2 separate regions of the Homo sapiens genome follow, and region 1 is linked to region 2. A link is a loop called in an ENCODE intact Hi-C map of the cell type or tissue named here. Cell type or tissue: CD4-positive, alpha-beta T cell. All regions are shown on one strand. Links, peaks and the distances in the headings refer to the core of each region. The heading gives the core; the rest is flanking DNA. Region 1 overlaps CERS6 (ceramide synthase 6). Region 2 overlaps STK39 (serine/threonine kinase 39).

Region 1 (2,500 bases), core at 1-2,500, 570 kb after region 2:
TAAACTCTGCTTATACAATGGTTATTTCATTTCTATATGTTTCTAGAAGCCATAAAGTAATGGCACATCTAGCAGTAGAGAAAATAATACTGAATCCAAAGAAGCATCTTACTTTTAAAAGCTTGTGAAGTCTCCTTGGTTTTCAAATTGTTTTAAAGCTGTGGTTATACTTGATCATGAGAATTTTGATGGTTCTCTTTCTTTATAGTTTATCTGAATTTTGAGAGTAATATTGAATGGATTACATCCGGACAGCTATGAAAATTAAATCTCTTGACACATTTTTTGGTCTGACCCAAATGTGTTGAAGTTAGCCACGAGCCTATGCCATTGCCACATCTTAGATAATATGACTTTTCCAATATGATGCTTTCCCATATGTCCTTTGATGTGACTCTAAGGCAGGGCATAAAGCTTTTCTGTAAAGGACCAGGTAATAAATATTTTAATTTTTGGGGACGTGTAATCTCTGTTGCAGCTTCTCAGCTCTGCCACTATAGCAAGAAAACTGCCATAGACAATAAGAAAACAAATGGGCGTGGCTGTATTCCAATAAAACTTTATTTGCAAACCCAAATATGGCCATCTGGCCCTTTGCCTATCTTTGCTGTAAAGTAGGATAGCCTGTTGTGCATATTTGATGAACAGTGGGGATGTCAGATTTGAGAATGGCTAGTAGAGATAATTAAATCACATCAGTATACATTTTAAAAACATTTTGATAGTAACCACAGAAAATTCAACATCTTTAAACCAATTAATTTCATGGCACTTGGTGTTTTTAAAATGAAGTTTGTGTGTTACAGTTATCCCCCTCAAGGACCTAAATGTGTATACATTTAGTCCAAAGGGAGAGAAATCTATAATCTATTGGGAAAAAAGTGTTGAAGTAGATTCAATTCTAGATCTAATGTGAATGAAGTTTTATTCACAGACTGAATTTTGGAGAAGGGAATAATTGATTCCTTCCTGCCAGGACTCCTCCACCTTATAATGGAACAAACATTTCCCAAATAAGTCACAGTTCTTCATTCCTTTCCAGATTTTCCTGTAAATATTTATCTTAGGGTGCATAGGCTATACATAAGAAAAAAGTGAGTTCTAGTTAGAGTTTCGAAGAGCCTTATGTGAAATACCTTTCTTTAAATGGTCCGTTTAACCAGCTCTCTTATAGTGAGCCAAAATTCAAAGCCAGTTGAAATAGAAAAACCAAATAATTCGTGGGAGATTGTACATACATTATGTGAACTCTTCACATCATAAGTTGGTAAGAGATGGTTATGATTCTCCTCAAATTGCCTACTGGGGAGAGACCCAGAATCAACTGATTTCTGTAAATCACCCCAAATATACTTTTATTATTTAGCCATTGTCTTAAGACCCTACACAATTTTTTAGTCCTTTATTTCTTTGTTTTGTTTTTTAACCAAATTATTAAAGCTTTAGAAGTTGTACTGCTATTTATTCTAGAAACCACCATAAGACAGGACAAAGCAGCAAATTATTCTGATGTGAATTTCTGGTACTACATTTCATTTTTGCCTTAAGGACGTATTTTGTGATTTATTTGCACACATTAGTTTTAATATTAAGATTGTTAGTATACCATTTGGGGGTTTTGGTTTTCTTTGTTTAAGAGGTTTTATATATATTCATCCTGATCATCAGGACTTTACCCATCTCCAAAGGCTGAGAAGCTATTATATTTTTATATTCCCTTAATGGAAAAGCTGCTTATGATTATTCTTGGTGTATGTAAATTTTGTCTGAAATCCTCACCATCTCCATCTGTTTATTCATTCTAAAATGGAGATGGAGACTGAGTAGCTACTCTCTTTTGCATGTTGCCAAGTTACATGCTTAAAGTCCACTTCTACCGCCAGCATTCTGAGTTTTATGCCAAGGCAGAAAAATCACAAGAGAGAAAGGAAAACTGTTTGTTATTGATCCCTAAAAAGAAAAGCATGTTACTCTGTAAGAAGTCATATACATTTGTATGTGCCTTGAAATTTCAAATAAGAGTACTGTTTTTTGTTTGTTTGTTTTTTAATGAGGGGTTTCTATTATTACTGCAGTTGCCATAAAATGAAATCAGCTTTAAGCTATGCTGCTCTTCTTCTGTTTCCTAGACAGTCTGAAAATCAGTTCATTGAATAAACCTGGTGCTATTACCTGACTTCTATTCATATTAGTTAGATTACAGACTTATTAATTTTATTAAATTCAGGAAAGCTAATATGCGTCATTTGCATCGAAGGGAGAAGAGCCTTTTTTCTTGCACTTCAGAAGTATTTCATATTCCTCATGTCTGTGCACATCTAAATCAGGCTTTAATTAAAATCTTGCTCTTCTAAATTCCCTTTATAAAGAGGTTCACTAATGTTTTTCTTAATCAGTTGCAAAAATTATTCCCAGAAGACACTGCATAAAATTAATGTATTATCCAGCCAATGAGAATTTGGGGAACAGTTCCTGTTTATGTATGTGTATGTATTATTTT
Region 2 (10,220 bases), core at 2,980-5,479:
GATCCTCTTTTATCTATCCTGATGCATTTCAGTGGCCTGAGACAGAAGCAAGTATTCTAGGCCCTGACTCCTCCATCCTCATCTCCCCACACCCGCCGGAGATGCCACCCTTCAACTGCAACGATGTTCTCACTCATCTCTTGATCTTTCGTGACAAAGCACACACTGCTTTTCTTGCTTCCAAATTTTTCATAACCAACTGGCACACCCTCGCTCATCAGTCAAGAGCCAATTTAAATGTCATCTTCAAAGATACCTCTCCTAGCTCCTGCAAGTAGAAGGCATTGCTCCCTAGTGGCACTCATGCACCATGCTACCCACATTCCCATCATGTATTTTTCTGTTCCTATGTCTCCCTGCCTCACTCCACTAGGATATGAGCCCTTCCAAGGCAGGGACCTCATAGAATTCCTTTGTATGTTTCCAATACCTAGCACAGAACAGAAACTGCTACAGCTCAATTTCATACTATAATCAAATATGGGGGAAAGTGATGCTGCTACACATTTGGACACAGCACTACAACTCCTGGAGCTAGATTCAGTTAGCACCAAAATCTATGCATCTGTTCAATACAGCGGGGAACAGGAGAAAGACTTAATGAAAATGAGACTCGTGCTAGCAAAAAAAGAGGACAGAGGAAGTGCCAACGTAAGGAGGCAAAGTGCCTCCCTGTCTCCTCTGCACCATCCCCCCACCAAAAATCCTCCTCCCCACACAGGAAGGGTCAAGTGTAGGATGCTGTAGAGAGAAAGCTGGGAAGTACCAGGGATACCTTGAGATACGGGGCTGGGAAAATACTTTGCCTTCTCCAGCAAGGTCATTGCCATGGTAACCAAAAATGTAAAAGGGAAAAGCATGCTGCAAAGAAAACTCCTTTCTCTGCACTCCACTCCACTCTCAGCCTTCATCAGTAAGTACAAAAACACAATAAGGTAACAAAATAGAATTGGTTTAAACAACCCGCCTTCTTTTTTTATTGGCTTAATTGTTAAGTAATAGGTAATTCCAACTTTACACAGAGAATAACTAAATAGCAGATTAGAGGTTTCTCTTTGCTCAAATCAGCTGAAGTGTTTATCACTTTGGGATAAAATCCTACATATGCCAAACTATCTCCATGAGAAAGAATGAAAGAATGGAACTGGAAGAAATTAAGAAAATGACAGAGGGGCCAGGAGCGGTGGCTCACACCTGTAATCCCAGCACTTTGGGAGGCCAGATCACTTGAGGTCAGGAGTTCAAGAACAGCCTGGCCAACATGGTGAAACCCCATCTCTGTTAAAAATACAAAAATTAGCCAGGCGTGATGGCGGGCACCTGTAATCCCAGCTACTCAGGAGGCTGAGGCAGGAGAATCACTTGAACCCAGGAGGCGGAGGTTGCAGTGAGCCGAGATCATGCCATTCCACTCCAGCCTGGGTGACAAAGCGAGACTCTGTCTAAAAAAAAAAGAAAATGACAGAGGGAAGACAGTGATAGGAAGTGTGAGAAAAGCTGAGGTCCTGCTGCCCATTTGATTTTAGGGTTTTTTTGGTTTTTATTTTCTCATTTATCTATTTTTATTTTATGCCATAGCAACTGCCAATGCCTGGCTAATGTGGAACCACCAGTACAGCCTACCTTTTAGCTGAGTACTACAGAAGAAAATTCTGCAAGCACAGTCACGTCTTACATGGCCACTAGCAAACATCAAACAATTCAGCATAATGTAAGTACAAACAGTTTTATGAGAAATGCTAAAATGTTACCAGCAACCAAAATAATGGTCCAGGCTTTGAACAATGATTCAATTTTAAATCCTTAAAAACAATGCAGCAGTCTGCAAGTAACAACATTCTCAGAAGAAAATCTCTTAAAGGATTCAGCTAATGCATATGGATGAACCAAAGTCCACTGAGACTTAAAATAATTTTCAAAAGATTCAAGATGAATATGATATAGTTTAAATAGTTCTAACAATTTGCATTAATAAGTTCCAACAGCCCTTTGACCTCAAGCAGAGCTGCTTTCCTCCCCACACCACTCCCCACAAAAGAAATATTCAAGTCATATTCCTTTCTTAAGGATTTATCAATGCAACATCATCCCCCTTGTTGCAAAAAAAAAAAAAAAAGTTGGTTCTTTTTACAGTTGCTAGCCATACAAAGCATGTAGTCTACAAGATTAAGGCTCTTTTATTTTTAAGGAATAGCAAGATGTTCTGGTATGCAAATATAAGCAACTCTCTGTCTACGTCAATGCAGAACACAGACTCAGACGAACCAAAGGTCTGCAACACCCCAGCTCCCTTTTATGAGGAAAGTCCCATGAGCTCTCATCGTTGACAAAAAAACACAGCCTACTCTCAGCGGCCTGAGAGTTGATGCATATGAGTGAATCTGTCCTGGTCACTGTTTTCTCGCAATATTTTTTCACTCATTGCTCATGAGGTACTCAGCAATACCAGGGCTTTGGCACCAGTAAACTTTCAGGTTACAGGTAGATGATCTACATTTAGGCAAGAGAAATAATAAAAATTGGCAAAAATTTTGCATTCACTCTTCAACCTACTCAAATCTGATTTCTGTTTATGAAACATTCTTCAACGGGTCCAAATCACCCCCAAATTGCAAGCTCCCAATCTCCAGTTGTTCAAGAAATGGTACTGAGTATATAATACAAACCAGACACTGGATATAAGGATAAGTGGCACAGGTTCTCCCAAAAACACTTATAAACTTTTGAGGAATTGGGGTGTGTAAATCAATAAGAGTACACAGTGTAATAAGTGCTACAAAAGACATATTTTCAACATACTGTAGTTATTGCATAAAAGTTTCAACAACTCCACTTGGTCAGAAAAAAAAAAAAGGCAAATAACGAATGGCAATCTTAATCTTGTGAGTACTTAGAGACTCCCTGGGCACTGTGCTATGAGTTTGAAGTGCCCACAGCACATTCTCTCTTCCCATCCTCACAGCGATCCTATGAAGTGGGTATTTTAAGGCCCACTGTACAGACAAGAAAGCTAAGCCATGCAGATGTTGATAAAGTAGAGCTAGGAATCCCACCCACAGGTATGTAACTCTAGGAGGATGTGGCATCTGAACCAAGCACAAAAAGAGGGATAGAAAGGGGACAGAGGAAGGGCAAGAACTCTCCAATGACAAAAGCAAAGGCAGAAAATATTCCTGGTTTCTTTTATTATTGTGCAGGAAATTCAATGTTTACTTATCAAATTAGTCATGAATTCATATGTTGAAATTGCATCCTATCTAAAAAGTAATTCAACAATGTTGCTTTTTTCCATTCTTACATTGCATAGATTTTTCCCCCCGCAAACTCAACCTACGTGTCTTTTCATTATAAGAAAGAGCTACCTGGGAAGGTGATGTGCCACTAACAGTCTATAGCTGCTTGGTATAGAGAACAATTGCACAATAGTGAGAACAAATTAAGTTACGGAGAAAATATCTAAAAGAAGACCTTAAAAGATTAATACTTTGTACATCAACAGTGTTTTTAAGAGAGTGGTCTCTGAAGGAAAGATTTGAAGATTTTGAATATATGTTATATGACGCTCTTCTAAAGGATTTTTTTTTTTTTTGGTGGAATAGAAGGAACCTGATATTTAAGCTCATATAATGAATAAAATCCGGAAAGACTTTCAAGATTATTAAGAAATAAAAATGGACCGGGTGCGGTAGCTCATGCCTGTAATCCCAGCACTTTGGGAGGCCAAGGCGGGCGAATCACGAGGTCAGGAGATCGAGATCATCTTGGCCAACAGAGTGAAACCCCGTCTCTACTAAAATACAAAAAAAATTAGCCTGGCGTGGTGACACACGCCTGTAGTCCCAACTACTCGGGAGAGTGAGGCAGGAGAATCACTTGAACCCGGGAGGTAGAGGTTGCAGTGAGCCAAGATCGCGCCACTGCACTCTAGCCCAGTGACAGAGCAAGACTCCGTCTCAAAAAAAAAAAAAAAAGAAAAGAAATAAAAAGGGTTTGTTAAATATAATGTATGTCAATCTAATTTGTTTTGACCAAATCACATACAAATCTCCTAAAGAAATACACTATTATATCATTAAGTACACTAACGATTCTACCCTACAGAACAATTTTCTTAAAAAACTGGAATTGTGTGACATTACAAATCACAACCACTAGGTGGAATCTCAATTACTGTCGTTCAAGAATCAGGAAGACCATCTATAATAACCTAGTACTAACTGGAAAGACAAGAACTTCTCTTGCTGGGCTATGAAGGATCAAATTCTGTTTTCTTGAAGATGTCAAAAAATTTTACTGGAGATGACACCAAATTCAAGGGGAAGATAAGCAAATGTTGGAAAACAAAATTAGAATCTAAGAGCATTTCACCCAAATGGAGGTTGAAGAAATAATCTCAATGAAAGATTAAAAAATTTTGGAAGGAAAACAAGCCCTATGAATCAAATATAAATAACAAATGAGATGTTTACATAGAAATAGTACACAGGTATGACAAAATAATCATCCCTTTTACAATAAATAATTCAAGATGGCTAATAGCAGTCTTCATTCCTGGCTCCATGAGAAAAGTGATTGATATGGAAAAGATTCAAGGCAAATTCAGCAAATGTAAAGGAATGAAGTGAGCAGCTACAAAGAATGGGTACAATTATGGAAACTGTGTTTAAACTAGAGAAGGCTTGCCTACTCAAACTGTAAGTTACTGTGTAAAGGCTTAACAAGTTTCATAAAAATTTAAGATCAAAATAAAGGAATCATTTCTAACAGCAGAGTCCTTCCCTGAAAAAGAAAGTTTCAGAAGAGAAGTCAGTTATTATGTTTTAAAATATAAGGATCAAATTGGATCCTCAGGTGGATTAGGATAGATAGGAACTTCTCAGAGGCCTCTCCTGGTCTATGCTAGGATAACACCACATACAACCAAGAACCCACAAAGGGACCTTACCCAGGCAAGGCCATTCACATAATTAACAATCTCCTCTAGGTGACAAAGAACAGTGGGCTCCATGATCACTAACCAGGATATTTCAAAGTCACAGAAATTAAGAAGGAAGAAAAGGAACTCAGAAAACAGACACACTACAGTGCAGGGCAATAACCCAAGAATAAATAGGAAACACTAATGTTAATTTAAAGCCATTTGCTTCTGTTTACATGATTAATCTTTTTAAGGTAAAAAATCTCCTTAATCTTCTTTACTGATAATCTTTTAAACAGCACCAACAACTTGTTCTGCAACTAACAGGAAGCTCATGCAAAATTCAATAGCTCTGCCTAGTTTAGACTGGAGCTAGCAGGATATTCAAATCCTGAGAGGTCAGTTCAACCTACACAGTGAAGAATATTAGCTCAGCTTCTGAATGCAGCACTGCCAATTTCTTTTGATTTCTGTTTTACTTCATTTCCTTTGATGACAGAGCCCACACTTAACAAGCACAGTGAATCTTGTTAACACCACAATTTTTCCTCTGCCTCTCCTTCGTTCTTCACCCACTTCTTTCCCTCTTGGACCCACACCGTCTTTCACTAACAGGTTGGAAATCTGGGGACCACAGCAGGGTTTCCCAGACAAGAAATACCTTTCCAGTGTCCTCACAAAGCCTTTCCCCATCTACAAACAAAGCTTTGTCATGGCTCAAACCAGGTCATTAACTCATCCACTAAGTTTCACTTACCTTTTGGAAGGATCTTTCTGAAGACACAGTGAAAGTAATTTTCTAAAGGACTTGCCGTACTTTTTCATCATTTCTTTATCCTCTACCCCTGTTTCCAAAGTGGGTGGATCATTTTGCAAAGTCAACATTAACACCTGCAGCAGAAACAAACATGAAGACAGAATCTCAGTATAGCAATTGCTACAATCTAGTTTTGAATTTTTCATAAAAGTGTAAAAAACCATCCTTGATTAGATACAAAGTGCTTTCCCATGATTTTAACTTTGCAGAAATTGTGTATTTAAAGTATTCATTACCACTGCAAATGTGTTCATGCCCCCTTTAACCTTTTTGTTATTCCATTGACAGAACTTACAAAACTTGCTCTATGTGTTAAGAATGATCCCGGACAGAGCTTTCTGGGAACTGGCTCGTGTACTGCCTTGAGGAGCACGTAGCTCCAGCACAGGCTAGTTGGGAAAGCGGGTGGAGGAGAAGAGAGAGGGCCAGCGAGGCAGTGACTGTTCATGTATACAGGTCATTCATAAGTAAGGAACTGCCTGTACTCAAGGCTTCTGTAACACATTACTAGCCCTAAAAATAAAACCACAACATCCCAGGAGGTAACATGATTTCCTTTAAAAAAATGAGAAAACATACAGAAAATTGCTAAAAGGCTTGGCAAAGCTGAGAGAGCAGGACACTGAAGGATAGCCAGAATATAACTGAGTTGCTAAAAACTGTCATCAAATCCAAAGTCCTTGCTGCTTTCGGAGGGGGACAAAACAAAATAAAATACAACTTTAAATCAAAACGGTAAAAATTCCACTCTTTCATACTAACTTCAAAAGTATTTGCTTTAAAAAAAAAGTGGAAAGTGTAGAAAACTACTAGCCTGTACAATCAATAAAACTCATTAATGCATAATTCAGCCTTAATTTATGCAAATGCTATACATGTCAAGCCTCTTTTCAAACACTTTCAGATGTGTGAATAGATGAAGCGTGAAAGTGACGGCTTATTGTTTGTGGAGGATAATAGCCCACAGGAGAAAGCGGGAGACTGGGAACTCTGAAGAAAAGTCCTAGAGGACGTCAGGCTGGGACAAGCAAGTGCGACTTTGAATTCAGGTGGGAAACACTGAGAAGAGGCAAAAGAAAGAAAATGAAGAAAGAAAAACTGAATAAAAGAAAAAATCCTTCAGCATTACTTCAGTGCTTTTTCTCCAAGAGGTCACTTCAATTGTTTACGCTTCAATTTTAAATTTTCTGCTAGCAAAATCCGGTATATGTACCCACACACACACAAATACACTAAAATCCTAACTATGTTAAAAAAAATTTATATATATATATATAAAAACAATAAAATGAATTACACTGAAACCTTAGTAGAGATTGTCTGGTTGATGAGATTACGGATGATTGTTTTTCTTCTTTAGTCTGAGTTGCACATCCAAACTTTCTACAATATGAGTATACTACTTCTTTTAATCAGTAAAACTCACTTTTTATTCTTGGGTTTTTAAAATAAATCCTCCCAAATTTTTCCAGTAACCATGAAACAATCATAGACCATACTCTATGTAAAATAGCATTATAATTTCACTAAACTATTTCAGCCTCAAAACAAAATCCAGTTGGGTAAATAAGCCCTGATACCACTATCTCAGAACTAAGAGAAATAATGAGGTATAAACCAGTTAAAAGAAGAGCAGAAACGTGAAAATAGCATCCTAAAAACACTGTGGCTCACTTATATCAGATCAGTTGCCAACATTACACTATAAGAGCAGGGGTAAAAATGTTGTAGTCCACTTAAAAAGAAAGAAAAAAAAAAGCTCTGAAAATCTGGGAAACCCATTTGCAGAGATGACATCACTATAATCTATTTTGAGATATTCTCTGGGAACCTGGCGTTGTTCTGCTATCAAAAGAGTAATGACCAGCATTTGTCATAGCTATCAACCTCCATCAACCAATCTGATAACATTATTTTCTTAACTCTGTGCTGAGACTATAAAGCAAGCTTCAAAGCTGGGAATTATGCTACTTTTGTCCTATTCTGTCCACTGAGAAAATCAGACAATGTTCAACTTGGCTGCGTTCCTCCATTAATTCTCCTCGGGTCTAAGAGAAGAATGAAGATGTTGAAGAGAATTAGAAAACAGATTCCGTCCAATCACATTTCAACCCCGATGTAGTATTTCCAATTGTAATTACTTTCATGGGAGGATATTTGTGATAAGGCGCTGCTCCTGTTGCTAATTCAATGGCAGTTATTCCAAAACTCCACATGTCAGCCTTGAAGTCATAGCCTCTCACCTAAGAAAGAAAGCAGGAAAAAAACACAATCATACAGCAGGCATGTTACACATCATCAAGTCCATGTCATGTCAGAAATCCACAGCTGTTGATGTATAACTTTCACGTTAGTTTGCTAATTAGCTAGCAATTGAGAATTAAATCTTAGTTACATTATGCATTCTACTAAAATGCTAGATACAAATGAAATGTTAGCATATTAATGATCTGTACGATTGTACTATGTCCATCAAAAAGTCACTTTTTTTGTTTTTTTACCTGTTCCATGACTTCAGGAGCCATCCAACATGGGGTGCCAACGAATGTTTTTCTTACTTTATTTCGGGTAACATCACCCCCTGTTGCTAGGAACGCACTTACCCCAAAATCTGAAAGGGAAAAAAAAATCACCTTTATTTTATGTAAGACATTATTGCTTATAAATTGTGATTTTTTGAGCATGTCTCTTCTTTGTGAGCTTTACAGTGGTGATGAACTATTCCAAACATGTCTACGGTGCTCTCTCAGGAAAAAAAAGGAAGACCTGCCCTCTGCTATCCCCTACACCTTGGAGAATACCATCGCTGGTAATGGGCCACAAGCCTGCCGGTCCAAAAGCTTAGCATACCAAATTAAATATAAAGGGTGTTAGCTTTTAGCTGAGGTATATAAAGATAAGATATATAAAGCCAACATGCCCGAGTATGTCCATATGCAAAAAAGCTTAGTCAGCAAAGACTGATTTTCTGGACAATTTTCATAAGTACAGAGGCAATGGATTGTACAAGTAAATAATATTTTTCTTAACTTTAACTCATTATATATAGAAGTTAATTTTATAAGAAGATGAATTAATTAGGCATACTGTACAGATTGAGCATCCGGAAATGCTTGCGACCAGAAATGTTTTAGATTTTGGATTTTTTCTCATTTTAAAATACTTGCATTATATACTAAACTAGTTAAGTACCCCTCATTCGAAAACCAGAAATCTGAAATGTACCCGTGAACATTTCCTTTGAATGTCACCTCACATTCAAAAAGTTTCAGAATTTGGAACATTTGAGATTTCACATATTCTGATTTAGGGATACTCAACCTATATATACATACAGGCACATGTGTAAAAATTCTATTTGTATGTACAGTACAGAAGGGAATGCCTGGCAATTATTAACGTACTATTCTTGCTTTCATTTTTACACAGTGGTTAAAAGTAGTTGATAAGTTAAAGTACCAATTACTCAAGACTAGTGTACCTATCAATGATAGCCAGGTCAAGGACTACTTGATAGCGAGCTGGTGGGTAGTAATAAAAACAGGTAGGCAACACATCAAAACACCACAGCGCAATGTGCAGTCTGAGCCCCTGCAAATCGCTCTCATACGCTTTTCCTTTGCGAGTCCCCCTTGTTGGCTGTCAGGGTGACAGCAATTACCAAAAAACACCCTCAAGTACAAACCAAGGTCAAAATGTATTAGCATTTGCTGTAGGCCTATAAGGTTAGTTTATGCAATTGTAACTTAATAACATTGTAACTGGTTTCCTGAGTAGAAATACATTGAATGTTGCATTTTATTTATATTTAAATTTACTCATACTCCCAACAGGATTTCAACTACAAATAAAAGGAATGAAAATTGACAAATGGAGTCTTTGTTCCAACTGCTACTCTCATGTTCATATTGAATAAAAGTATATATGTTTAAACTGCTAAATAACTTAATATGCATATATGTTTCCAACTCTAAAGCCCTTTTAATTCTTATACTGCAGCCAGAAAACTGAAGTCTTGTGAAAAGAAATCTCTGGAACCAGTCAGTCTCCTGTGGGTGGGAGAAGATACAATTCATTCTCTTAGAGAAGAGTTAGGTGAATTAAAATATTTGTAAGCATCTACTATATCTGCTGGAAAAAATATATATGATAAAACTTTGAAAGCTACTAATTTCAACTTAATTTATATTTCTAAAAAGAAGTTCAACGATGAATCCAACATTTCATTTTTATTAAAATGATTTTATAATATAATATGAAATAAATACATATCATCTATAAATTAAGGATACAGGTAAAAGCTGCTTTAAGGAAAAATTGATTATTTTAAATGCAATTGAAGCAACTCTGCACCCTAAAGTCTCTTCCTAAAAGACATAATCCAGGTAAAAATCCATAGTTAACATTAGATATATTTCCACTTCCTTAAAAATACTACCTGCTTACATTACACATTTTAAAAAGTTAGAAAACAGCCGAAAAAGA

The links. Hi-C counts contacts between places; a loop is a spot of excess contacts. Peaks named below come from ENCODE experiments on the same cell type or tissue, not always from the same donor. Only the 100,000 strongest peaks of a DNase experiment are listed, where the experiment ranks them.
Region 1: a loop joins it to region 2, with 6 times the contacts of the local background. A loop is called at or near these places in 6 of 110 quality-filtered maps.

The regions. Positions count from the first base shown.
Region 1 is chr2:168,706,428-168,708,927 of GRCh38, forward strand. The region is part of intron 6 of CERS6 (ceramide synthase 6); the gene reads left to right. Among named protein-coding and RNA genes, the nearest start is that of CERS6-AS1, 79 kb to the right of the region's middle. In CD4-positive, alpha-beta T cell, for the core only: no CTCF peak of the experiment used is centred there; no DNase peak of the experiment used is centred there.
Region 2 is chr2:168,132,413-168,142,632 of GRCh38, forward strand. It overlaps STK39 (serine/threonine kinase 39), which reads right to left. Exons shown (of 18, transcript NM_013233.3): 6 at 8,237-8,346; 7 at 7,877-7,978; 8 at 5,676-5,809. Among named protein-coding and RNA genes, the nearest start is that of STK39, 110 kb to the right of the region's middle. In CD4-positive, alpha-beta T cell, for the core only: CTCF peaks have their summits at 4,145 (motif pointing right) and 4,346; a DNase peak (open chromatin) is centred at 4,169.